Linked DNA regions of Homo sapiens: region 2 is linked to region 1. The links are chromatin loops, found by intact Hi-C in ENCODE. Cell type or tissue: natural killer cell. All regions are shown on one strand. Each heading gives the region's core, and the rest is flanking DNA. Links, peaks and the distances in the headings are about the cores only.

The links. Hi-C counts contacts between places; a loop is a spot of excess contacts. Peaks named below come from ENCODE experiments on the same cell type or tissue, not always from the same donor. Only the 100,000 strongest peaks of a DNase experiment are listed, where the experiment ranks them.
Region 2: it touches region 1 in a loop (17-fold over the local background); 49 of 110 quality-filtered maps call a loop at or near these places.

What each region holds. Positions count from the first base shown.
Region 1 is chr10:133,517,927-133,523,299 of GRCh38, reverse strand. It overlaps LOC105378575 (a long non-coding RNA gene), which reads left to right. Exons shown (of 5, transcript XR_946512.3): 2 at 1-3,629. Among named protein-coding and RNA genes, the nearest start is that of CYP2E1, 6.8 kb to the left of the region's middle. RefSeq lists a silencer at 2,898-3,097. In natural killer cell, for the core only: CTCF peaks have their summits at 2,799 and 3,002 (motif pointing right); a DNase peak (open chromatin) is centred at 2,959; H3K4me3 peaks cover 408 bases; H3K27ac peaks cover 382 bases.
Region 2 is chr10:133,327,004-133,332,376 of GRCh38, reverse strand. The region is part of intron 5 of ZNF511-PRAP1 (ZNF511-PRAP1 readthrough); the gene reads right to left. CALY (calcyon neuron specific vesicular protein) reads left to right here. Exons shown (of 6, transcript NM_015722.4): 2 at 3,368-3,522; 3 at 4,362-4,472. The coding sequence starts at 3,388. Among named protein-coding and RNA genes, the nearest start is that of CALY, 7.2 kb to the left of the region's middle. RefSeq lists an enhancer at 2,152-2,231. In natural killer cell, for the core only: CTCF peaks have their summits at 2,244 and 2,444 (motif pointing left); a DNase peak (open chromatin) is centred at 2,456; H3K27me3 peaks cover 2,299 bases.

The DNA of each region.
Region 1 (5,373 bases), core at 106-5,105:
CCATTCTAGAAGTGCTTCTCTTGTCTATCCTATTTATCAGGAAAATGAGAGCTTTCCAAGAAACTTCCAGAAAATCTGAGATTTTTTAAATTCTTGGTTAGAATGTCACCACTCCTCTGTGCAAGAGGGGCTGGAAAGTGGAAAGACCTTTTAAGTGAATGTGTCAAAATATTAAGGGAATTAGGAATGGGATTGATTACTAATCAATAGTGTGTACCATACTATGGTTGTAAGTATTCTGTGTATTCTTCCAAACTTCAAAAACAATTTATATAAACATACACACACATACTACATTTTGTATTTCACAATTTGTCTATTTTGAGTTGATGAACAATTCAAATGGTTTCCCCAACTATTTATGTTACAAAAGGTGCCACAATGGTGCCCTGTAGATGTATCTTTGTTCAGACATGCACCTATCTCTGTAAGTCAGTTTTGTGGGAGTGGGACGGTTAGGTCACTGGATATGTGGATTTACAATGTTAATAGGTATATAAAACTGCTTCCTCAAAAGGTTGAAACACTTAAAACCCCCCACAGTAGGATGGGAGAGCCAATTTCTACACATCTGCTCCAACACTAGATACTGCCAGTCACCGATAACTGAAAATTCATATGTCATTACTTTAATTTGCATTTCTCTGGTCAATAAAGAAGTAGAGCATCTTTTCATCTACTGATTATTTATTTGAATTTCTTTTTTAATGAAACAATTCCTTCCCTTTTCATATTGGGATTTTACATATTTCCTCTCAGATTTTAAGGACTCTTTGTCTATCAAATAAATAGTAGTTGTTTTCATGTTTGATGGTTTGGAAGTTCCTCCCAGTCTCTTGTTTGATTTCCCATGTAGAAAATTAGATTTTTATACAGTTAAACTTTTCAGACTTTTCCTTTATGGCCTTTGGAATTTAGACAATGTTTTCTAAAAGACCTTCCCCATCAATTATTTTTAATTTAAAAGTCACCATTATGGCCGAGCACGGTGGCTCACGCCTGTAATCCCAGCACTTTGGGATGCCAAGGCGGGCGGATCATGAGGTCAGGAGATCGAGACTATCCTGGCTAACACGGTGAAACCCCCTCTCTACTAAAAGTACAAAAAAGTGGCGGGCGCCTGTAGTCCCAGCTACTCGGGAGGCTGAGGCAGGAGAATGGCGTGAACCCGGGAGGCAGAGCTTGCAGTGAGCCAAGATCTCACCACTGCAGTACAGCCTGGGTGACAGAGCGAGACTCCCGTCTCAAAAAAAAAAAAAAGTCGCCTTTAGAAAAGATCTATGTGGTCTTGTCATTTCTAGGTAAGGTGCCTTGATTTCTCTGACTAGAATCGTGTTTTATTACATTATCTTTTATTTTAAAAATCTACTCAGATATGTTAATATGTATTAAAATTGGCAATTAATCTTCTAATTGTATCTTTTACTGTTATATAAACATCTTTTTGACTCCCCTGATAACTGTTGCTACATGTGTTTGCTTTTCGTAGTATTTCCCTGGTCTATCTCTGCTCATCATAATATTTAAAGTATCTTTATGTTATTTTTGTTCTTGATAGGTGTCCTGTAAACATTCTATAGCTTTGACATAAACGGAAAGTTTTTCCTTTTTATAGAATTAAACGGTCATATTTATCACGATTACTAAATTTGGCTGTTACGATGTGAATGTATGTGTGTGTGTATGCGTGTGTATGTGTGTGCATGTGTGTGTGTGCATGTGTGTATGTATGTATATGTATGTGTGTATGTGTGTTTCCTTTCCCTATGTTCGGATTGATCATTTTTTGTTTGTTCTTTTTGCTTGATGATTTGGACTCCTGTTGTTATTCTACCGGTGGTTACCCTTGAATCTGAAAACACATATAGACCTATAGTTTTTTTATTCACTTGAATAATTTGTCAATATCTTCTGATCTAAACAAGAAGGGACCTTAGCATACTGTTCTTCTCTACTTCTCTTGCAATATACACTCTACCCCAAATCTCAGGAATTTTAGTTTTAGAATATTAGTTTTAAATTTGTTCAAATATACTTCTGTTTTATAAATTAATTTTTATCTAAGGCATTCACATTTTCAGCCACCTATCGAGTGATTATTTGCCCTCAAATATATGCTGTACCAGTCCCTTCGCCTGTTTCTTCTATATCATATCTTGTCTTCCATGGATTCCTGCTCCTAGACACACAACATCTTCCACATAAAATCAGGACCCAATTTTATGTGGAGAGGGTGGGCTGCACGAGGAGGTACACTTGGAATGCCCACCTCCCTGGGCTACTTGACCTCCCTCCATAGCCAACTTCTCTTCAGTGGCAGATCACGTGGCAAAAACATGTTGTCAGACTGACAGCAAACTTGCCTCTCCTCCCTTCACACTCACAAGTAGAAAGCATAAAACATCTCAGAAGTGCTCTAGGAGGATAATCAGTAGCCATAAACCCTTGGACCACAGAGCTACGAGGCAGAAGAATATTACTCTTCTGGGCACCCAAAAGGCTCTGGATAAGAAGGGAGGAGAGTACGGATGGGGCTGAAAACATGCTCAGAATGGCTGATTTGAGGGCTTTCCCCTGGAAACTTCCTCTTGTTTTGTATTGTCAAAAGGTTGAGAACCTTAAAACAGACATTTGTGTGGGCAACTATCTGATGTTCGATGCCATACTTCACTGGAAATAACGACCTTGACAAAAGCCAAACATCTGTTCCAAGTAAAACAAAAGCAGAGAACACACAACCTCGCCGCGTCCAAAGGGCAAGCCACGCTGGTGCAGGAACGAAGCCTCCCGCCTCAGAGGGCGCGGGGCTCTGTGCTGTGTCCTGTCTCCTGTCAGCCGGCTCTGCCCGCACGCTGAGCTGCGGTTATGGCTCCGGGAGCAAACAACCCGGAAGTGGCAGCGCGGCTGGGCGGAGGGCGCCCTCCTGGTTCCGCTGGGGCTGCGGCTCCCTGAGGCCCCGAGGGGACCCCGCTCACCCGGGCCCCGCCCACCAGAGGGCGCCAGAGAGAAGCCACCGGGGAGGCGCCTGCGCTGTTTCCCTGAGCCTCCTGGTACCCCGTTTGAGACACAGGAAAAAACGCGTGAAAGGCTTCTGTAAATTATCAAGTGTGGTGACGTATGAACCCCAGGCAGCCCACTCCCAACCCCAAACAACATCTCATTCAAGCTGCGTCTACCAGAAGCTCGCACATCCAACTGCCTCCCTCCAGAGGTAGCCGCTGTCCCGAATTTTGCTTTGAATGTTCCCTGTGATTTTCTTTTTTATACTGTGTAATTGGATTTTTAAAGGGATTTCATAACATTTATATTCCCGGAGGCTTGAATTTTTTTGCTCATCGTTTTTCGTTACCACGTAGTGAGGTGTTGCTGCAGTTCCTCGACTTTGTGACTCCACAGATACGAATATGTGGCACTTTGTTTAACCACTGTCCTGTCCGATTATTCCCAAGGTTTTGCTACTGCAGACTAGGAACATTTTTGAACATGATTCCTGGAGCACTGTGTAAGAATATCTCTAGGCCAAGTGTATACCTGGGCAACCTAATATACATGGAACCAGATTGTTTTCCAAGTATTTGAACCATTTACCTGCGTCCAGTGGTGTCTAAGTGTTCCTGTTATTCCCAACAGTATGTACTAATAAATTTCTTAATATTTTCCGATTTAGTCAATATAAAATGATATTTAACTGTGGTCCCATTTTGCATTTCCCTGATTATAAAGTAGAGAAACTTTCTCTCCCTATCTCTGTCTTGTCAAAATTATACATACTTTTCTCTGAAATGCCTACTCAAGTATTTTATGTATTTTGCTCTCCTCTTCCCTTGGGGTTTTGGTCTCTCATTGTTTGCAGGAATGCTTTATTCTGATCCGTCCTCAGTTCTATGTGTTGCAATAATTTTTTCCATTCTTTAGGTTACTTTTCTATACTATTTATGGCATTCTTTTTATCAACAGATGTTCTCAAGTTATCAGTCTTGCATTTTTGGATTAGCACTTTCTGAGCTTAAAAAAATCCCTTCTTCCAGCCTGGGTGTTGGAGTGAGACCATGTCTCAAAAAGAAAAATCCTTTCCTAGCCAGAAAGATGATAAAGATAACTGCTTATTTATAAGGTTTTACTGTTCCCATTTATGCCCTAAATCTATGTAGAATTTATTTTTGTACATAGTAAGGACTAAGGAAGTTTGTTTTCCCATATAGATATGAATTGTCCCAGGATCCTGTCTCTGATCCCCAAATCATCTTCCAAAACAAGACAAAGTTCTTACACAGGGAATGCATCAGAGGCCTGTCTCTCCCTGGTCCAATGCCATAGCATTTTAATTATTATAGCTTTATAGTAGTATTGATATCAAATAGTGCAAGTCCTGTGGTGATTCACTCAGGATGGTGGCAGAAATATTAAAGGGACATATTAGGGAAAGTTATAGGGAATAGTCACAAACCTTTTTGGAAGGCTGAAAGGTTACATAGCTTGTAATAATTGAACAGGCTGAAGGCAGCGGGTTCTTACCTTAGAGCATTAGGTCATAGGGTAAATACTAGGGACAATAGAGGCTTCCCCAGTTAAGTCTGTTTACCCTACCTCCATTAACTAACCTTTGAGCCAGATGGCCCTCTTGGTGCGGAGGAGGTTGACCAGGGAAATTGCCCCCTAATGGTATTTAAACCGTGGTACCTGAGCTTTAATCATTCATAGAACTACCGTCTTAACCATGTTAATTATCCACAAGTGTGTTGACTCAGAGCTTCTGTTGTTAAGCGTATACTAAATAAATGCCTGAAGTGCAAGCTGCTCAGAGCCAGCCACAGTGACAAACCTCTCTTGGTGTGTAGGCTGTCGGACACCGAGCTGGACTGGCAAAGCAGAATATCTCTGTGTCAGTGTACGTTGTATTCATCCATCGTTTGGGTCAGGGTCTGCAGGCACACCCCTGCAGCTAATGCCCTCTTGTGAGGAGCAATACCTCGAGTCCCACCACCGTTTTTTATTTCAAGAGTGCCTTGCATACAAATTTTAAGACTCAGTTAGTTAAATTTCCTCAAAAAGTCTTTTGAGATTTTGATTAGAATCACATAAACTCTGTGAATTAAATATCTTTAAAATACTGATTTTTCCTATCCATGATGTGGAATCTGTTTCCATTTATTTAGGCCATTTTAAAATGTTTTCAATAAATTTTATAATTTTCCGCATGTAAATTGTACACATTTTTGTTAACCTTACTCTTAGTTAACGTTGAGTTTTCTAAGCAGAGTTCTTGATAAATTATGTTTTCCAACTATTTATTGCTAGTGTATAGCAATACAAATGATTTTTGCTTATTGATCCTAGAGGCAGCCCCCTTCCTAAACTCTCTTATTTCCAATA
Region 2 (5,373 bases), core at 70-5,069, 190 kb after region 1:
TTAGGTTTATCCACCTGGAGTAGACTTCTCTGTGTAATGTGAGGTAGGGATCAGGCTCATTGCTCTTGATGTGGACAGCGGTTTACTGAGAGGCAGCCATGCTGCAAATCAGGGTCTGTGTGTGCAAAGTGTGTCACGTGGGACTTTTTCCACCACGCAGTAGCCCCACACCTCTCCATTTCCAATGCTGTGCAACAAGCTAGACCCTGGCAGATGAGACCTCCTCCATGTTCTTTTTTTTTTTTTTCCCAGACGGAGTTTTGCTCTTGTTGCCCAGGCTGGAGTGTGGTAGTGCAATCTCAGCTCGCTGCAACCTCTGCCTCCCAGGTTCAAGGGATTCTCCTGCCTCAGCCTCCCGAGATTCTGGGATTATAGGCGTGTACCACCATGCCCGGCTAGTTTTTGTATTTTTAGTCGAGACAGGGTTTCACCATGTTGGCCAGGCTGGTCTCAAACTCCTGATCTTGTGATCCACCCACTTCTGCCTCCCAAAGTGTTGGGACTACAGGCGTGAGCCACTGTGCCTGGCAATCCATGTTCTTTTCCAAGATACTTGATGTGTTCCTGCCCCTCTGCCTTCCATATAAAATGACAGTGCTTGTCAAGTTCATTTTAAAAACCCTGTTGGGATTTTGCTTAAGATTTACTGCATCTACAGATTGGGGGGTGGGTAATTTGTTTAAACATAGAAACTCCCAAAATCCATAGCCACAGCCTTCCCCATTTACTTGGGGAATTTAGCTTTTCTTGGTCTCTGTCGACAGTGTTTCCTGGATTCCATGTGAAGGCCCTGCCCTGTCCCTGCTCCTCAGCTCTTTTTACACCTATTCCTGAGGATTTGATAGTTTTGATATTATTTAAATTGAGTACTTCAATAAATTATTTATTTATTTATTTTTGCCACTGACATATAGGAATGTAACTGATTTCTGAATACCTTAAATCCAACAACCTTGCCAAACTCACTTTTTGATCCTTATGATTTGTCTATATATTCTTTTGGGGTTTCTAAACACAGACACTGTTTCATGGGTGAATCAATCAGAGTTTTACTTTTTCTTGTCTGGCACTGGAGCTCTTTCTTTGTCCTGCCCTACAGCATTGGCTGAGACCTCCAGCACCATAACTTGTAGAACCGCAGATCGAGGCACTTTCAGGATTCACATTCAGTGAGGTTTGCTGTGGGGATTTAGTGGTTCACTGTTACCGGGTTACAGCACTCGCCTCCTGCCTTAATGCACTAATGGGTCCGAGGAATAGTAAATGAGCCCTGAGTCTTACCCAGAGTTACTTCTGCTCCTCTAGCAATTGATCAGATAACGCTTTTTCATTATTCTGTTAATATGGTGAAAAATATGATTGCTTGTCAAATGTTAAGCCAAACTTCATTTCCAGAATACACCCAAACTGTCATGATATGTTACCTTGTTGTATTCGCTGGATTCACGCTGCTTGAGCTTTGGGGCCTCGCAGTGGTGTGTACGTGTGGCGGGGGCTGGCCTGTGAGCTCCTCTCCGCTGCTGTCCTTGCTGGGTTAGGGACTGAGGCTACGTTGGCCTCAGGAGCTGGTGAGTGCTCCCTTGTCTTTCTGGAAGAGTTTTGTGGACGTGCATTACTTTCCCTGTAAATGGTTGGTAGAATGCTGTGGTGATGCTGTCTGCGCCTGGAGTTCTTTGTGAGAGAAGGTTGTAATGACAGATTCCTTTTTTTTTTTTTTTTGAGACGGAGTCTCTCTCTGTCACCCAGGCTGGAGTGCGGTGGCGCGATCTCGGCTCACTGCAAGCTCCGCCTCCCAGGTTCACGCCATTCTCCTGCCTCAGCCTCCCAAGTAGCTGGGACTACAGGCGCCCGCCACCGCGCCCGGCTAATTTTTTGTATTTTTTAGTAGAGACGGGGTTTCACCGTGTTAGCCAGAATGGTCTCGATCTCCTGACCTCGTGACCCGCCCGCCTCGGCCTCCCAAAGTGCTGGGATTACAGGCGTGAGCCACCGCGCCCTGCCTTTTTTTTTTTTTTTTTTTTTTTTTGGCAGAGTTTCGTTCTGTCACCTAGGCTGGAGTGCAGTGGCGTGATCTCGGCTCATTGCAACCTCCGCCTCCCGGGTTCAAGCGATTCTCCCGCCTCAGCCTCCCGAGTGGCTGGGACCACAGGCGCCGCCATAGCACCGGGCCACAGGTTCCGTGTCTACTGCACACAGGACCTTTCTTTTCTCCTTTGATTGATTGAATACATTTTCTTTTTCTGCTTTTTCCATCCATCAGCTCGGAGGTCATCCGCTGCATTCCTTTTCTCTAGAAGGTCCGCCTGAAGGCGAAGCCGGGCACCCTCGGCTTCTCTGGGTTAGTGGGGCCCGCCCTCTCCCAGCCCCGCGGGGCCCTGCTGTGGCTTTCAGCTCCGCAGGAGACCCGCTCTCCGCGGCCTTTAGCGCCAGGCTCGCAGCTGGGCTGACTCGCGGGTGCCCTCTTGTGGCCGCTCTTTCTCACTTCGTGCGTCTCTGGCAGAGAGCCGCCAGACAGAATGAGGACTGACTTCAGGATAAGCACGTCCCATACCGCGTATTGCGTGGGATGCTCTTATATTAAAAATGAGCTCGTTGCTTATTTGAAATTCAAATTTAGCTGGGTCTCCAGCATTTTTATGTGCTGAGTCTGGCACCCAGCTCTCCATACTGATGTCCGGGATTGTCGGCTTTAGGAGGTTGTCTAGAGTCAGGCGCGGTGGTTCATTCCTGTAATTCCAGCACTGTAGGAGGCCTAGGCAAGCAGATCGCTTGAGACCAGCCTGGGCAACCTGACGAAACCCCGTCTCTACACAAATTTTAAAAATTAGCCAGGCGTGGTGGGGCGCACTGTGGTCCCAGGTACTCGGGAGGCTGAGATGGTAGGACTGCTGAAGCTCAGGAGGCAAAGGCTGCAGTAAGCCAAGAACACACCACTGCACTCCCACCTGGGCCACAAAACAAGATCCTGTCTCAAAAAAAAAAAAGAAGAAGAAGAAGAAGGAGAATAAGAAAGAGGAGGTTGTCTAGAGCAGCCACCAGTGGAAGAAGAAGAAAAAAGAGGAGGTTGTCTAGAGCAGCTGCCGTTGGAAGTCTCCCCCTGCTTCGTGGACAGTCACTGGTTGGGGCGCTGTACCCTGCAGTGCTGTGGGGTCCAGAGGGGCTGTGGGGGTCAAGAAGGTACAGCACCCAGCATCTCGCTGGATTTGACCGGTTTGTCCAAGGAGGCTGGCCTGACCACTTACAGCCTGTCCCTGGCTCTGGTGTGAGGAGCATTAGGCCCAGCTCAGGGTCCTCTGGCTTCAGAGCCAGCTGGCGTGGGCATCCAGGGGGCAGCCTGTGGGCAGTGACTCTGTCTGTCTTTGGACAGGACAAGGACTGCCATCCACCATGGTGAAGCTGGGCTGCAGCTTCTCTGGGAAGCCAGGTAAAGACCCTGGGGACCAGGATGGGGCTGCCATGGACAGTGTGCCTCTGATCAGCCCCTTGGACATCAGCCAGCTCCAGCCGCCACTCCCTGACCAGGTGAGGGCCTGGGCCAGCGTGGGGGCCCTTCTCAGGCTCCCCTGGGAACAAAGGGGTGTGGGGTGAGGTTTGTCTAGATATGGCCTCTTCCCAGGTGCAGTAGAGCAAACAGATGAAGGGCCATGGGGGCCAAAGCCCCAGCTGGCCATGGGCACTCTGTGTGACCTCCTGGTCAGCTCCCCCATATGCCAGAGCTGGGCAAACTGGCTGATGGGTAACCGAGAATTCACGCACTGACTCCTAGACAGCACCCCGCCCACGTGCTGTCCATAGGGCACTCAGCAGGCAACGCTTCCCACCCTTCCCCTCGGGGCATGGCCCTGTCCTGGGTTTAGCCTGAGATCTGGGGGTCCTTGGGCAAGTGACCACTGGGGTTGCTTATAGCAGAAACTGGGGAGAAGCAAAGAGCTCAGCTTGAGCCCAGCCCAGTTTGACCCCCCAGGGAGTCATGCAGCATGAAGGGCACCCCGAGTTGTCCCTGCTGGAGGTGGGGGCAGCATCTATGCTGGGGACCCGGGGCAGGAGGACCACCCCTGCTGGCCAAGGGCAATTCTCCAGCACCCTGAGTTGAAGGCAGCAGGCAGAGTGAGGGGCTCTGTCAGCAGCCCAGCCAGGCCCAGAGCTGCCATGCGCCCAGCAGACAGACTTTCAGCGTCCACCTTCCCTTGGCCTCACTTTGTGGCTGCTGGAGCCCTGCCATCCACCAGACAGTCCTGGGAGATGGGTCAGCGTCAACACCACTGCCACGAAGCTGACGCTGGCTCCCTCCCCTCTCAGTTCAGGGCTCTCTTGGGTCCCTGCCAGCTGCCTACTGAGGCCATGGCCATCTCTTTTCACAGGTGGTCATCAAGACACAGACAGAATACCAGCTGTCCTCCCCAGACCAGCAGAATTTCCCTGACCTGGAGGGCCAGAGGCTGAACTGCAGCCACCCAGAGGAAGGGCGCAGGGTAACCACACCCACCCCACCCACTGTGGGGACTCAGGACAGGAGGAGAAGGTGGAAGGCAGCTGGGGGTGCCTGGGTTCCGTCCAGGCCAGTCTGGGGTCCCCTTGCTCTCAGGGAGGAGAGGGTGGCAGTGAGTCATCCCGCCCAGAGCTGGCCCCACCGGCTGCCCTGCACCCACCAGGCCCCCTCCCGAGGCTGCAGGTGCAGACTGACCAAACAGTGGCGCTCCTGAGATGTTTTTCTTTCTGGGAAGTGCCCGCGAGTGCTGCTTGCTTGTTTGCCCAGTGGGTCATTGTCTCATCTTCAGTGACTTACGGGCTTTCTATGTAATACTTCCTTTCTGCAGTATATCTGGCAAATATCTTCTCTCATCCTCTTGTTTAAATCTGTCAATGTTACTAATGATAGCTTTAGTCATTTTTAGTGGACTGTTTCCAAAGCCTTCCATTCTCCAGTAGACAGATCTGCTAGGGCTCCCCGCCCCTGGCCTCACGTTCCAGTCTGCAGCTCATGTTACCACACATGCACCCACTGTGGGCAGTCACCTGGGAGGCCTGGTGAGTGCAGCCTCCGACTCCCCTGAGGCTGCGGCCCCATCCCCTGGGAGCCCACACCGCAGGAAAACTGCAAATTCCTGCAAGACCCACCTGGGTCAAAGGCCACATCACTTTACCTGGTGGCAGATGTTTCCAGAACCCCAGTGGAGGGGCCACCAGCAAGGCCTGGCCCCGAGGGGTGACGCCTGCACACTTGACCCTCGGAAAAGTTGGAAAAGCCACTGGCTGCCCAGGGCGGGGGTGGGGCATCAAGACTGGAGGGCGGGGATGGTCCTGTGCCAGCCCAGCCCCTGAGGAGCTCCCCACAAAGACCGCCCCTGCCTGGCGTGGCTGAGCCCCTCTCTG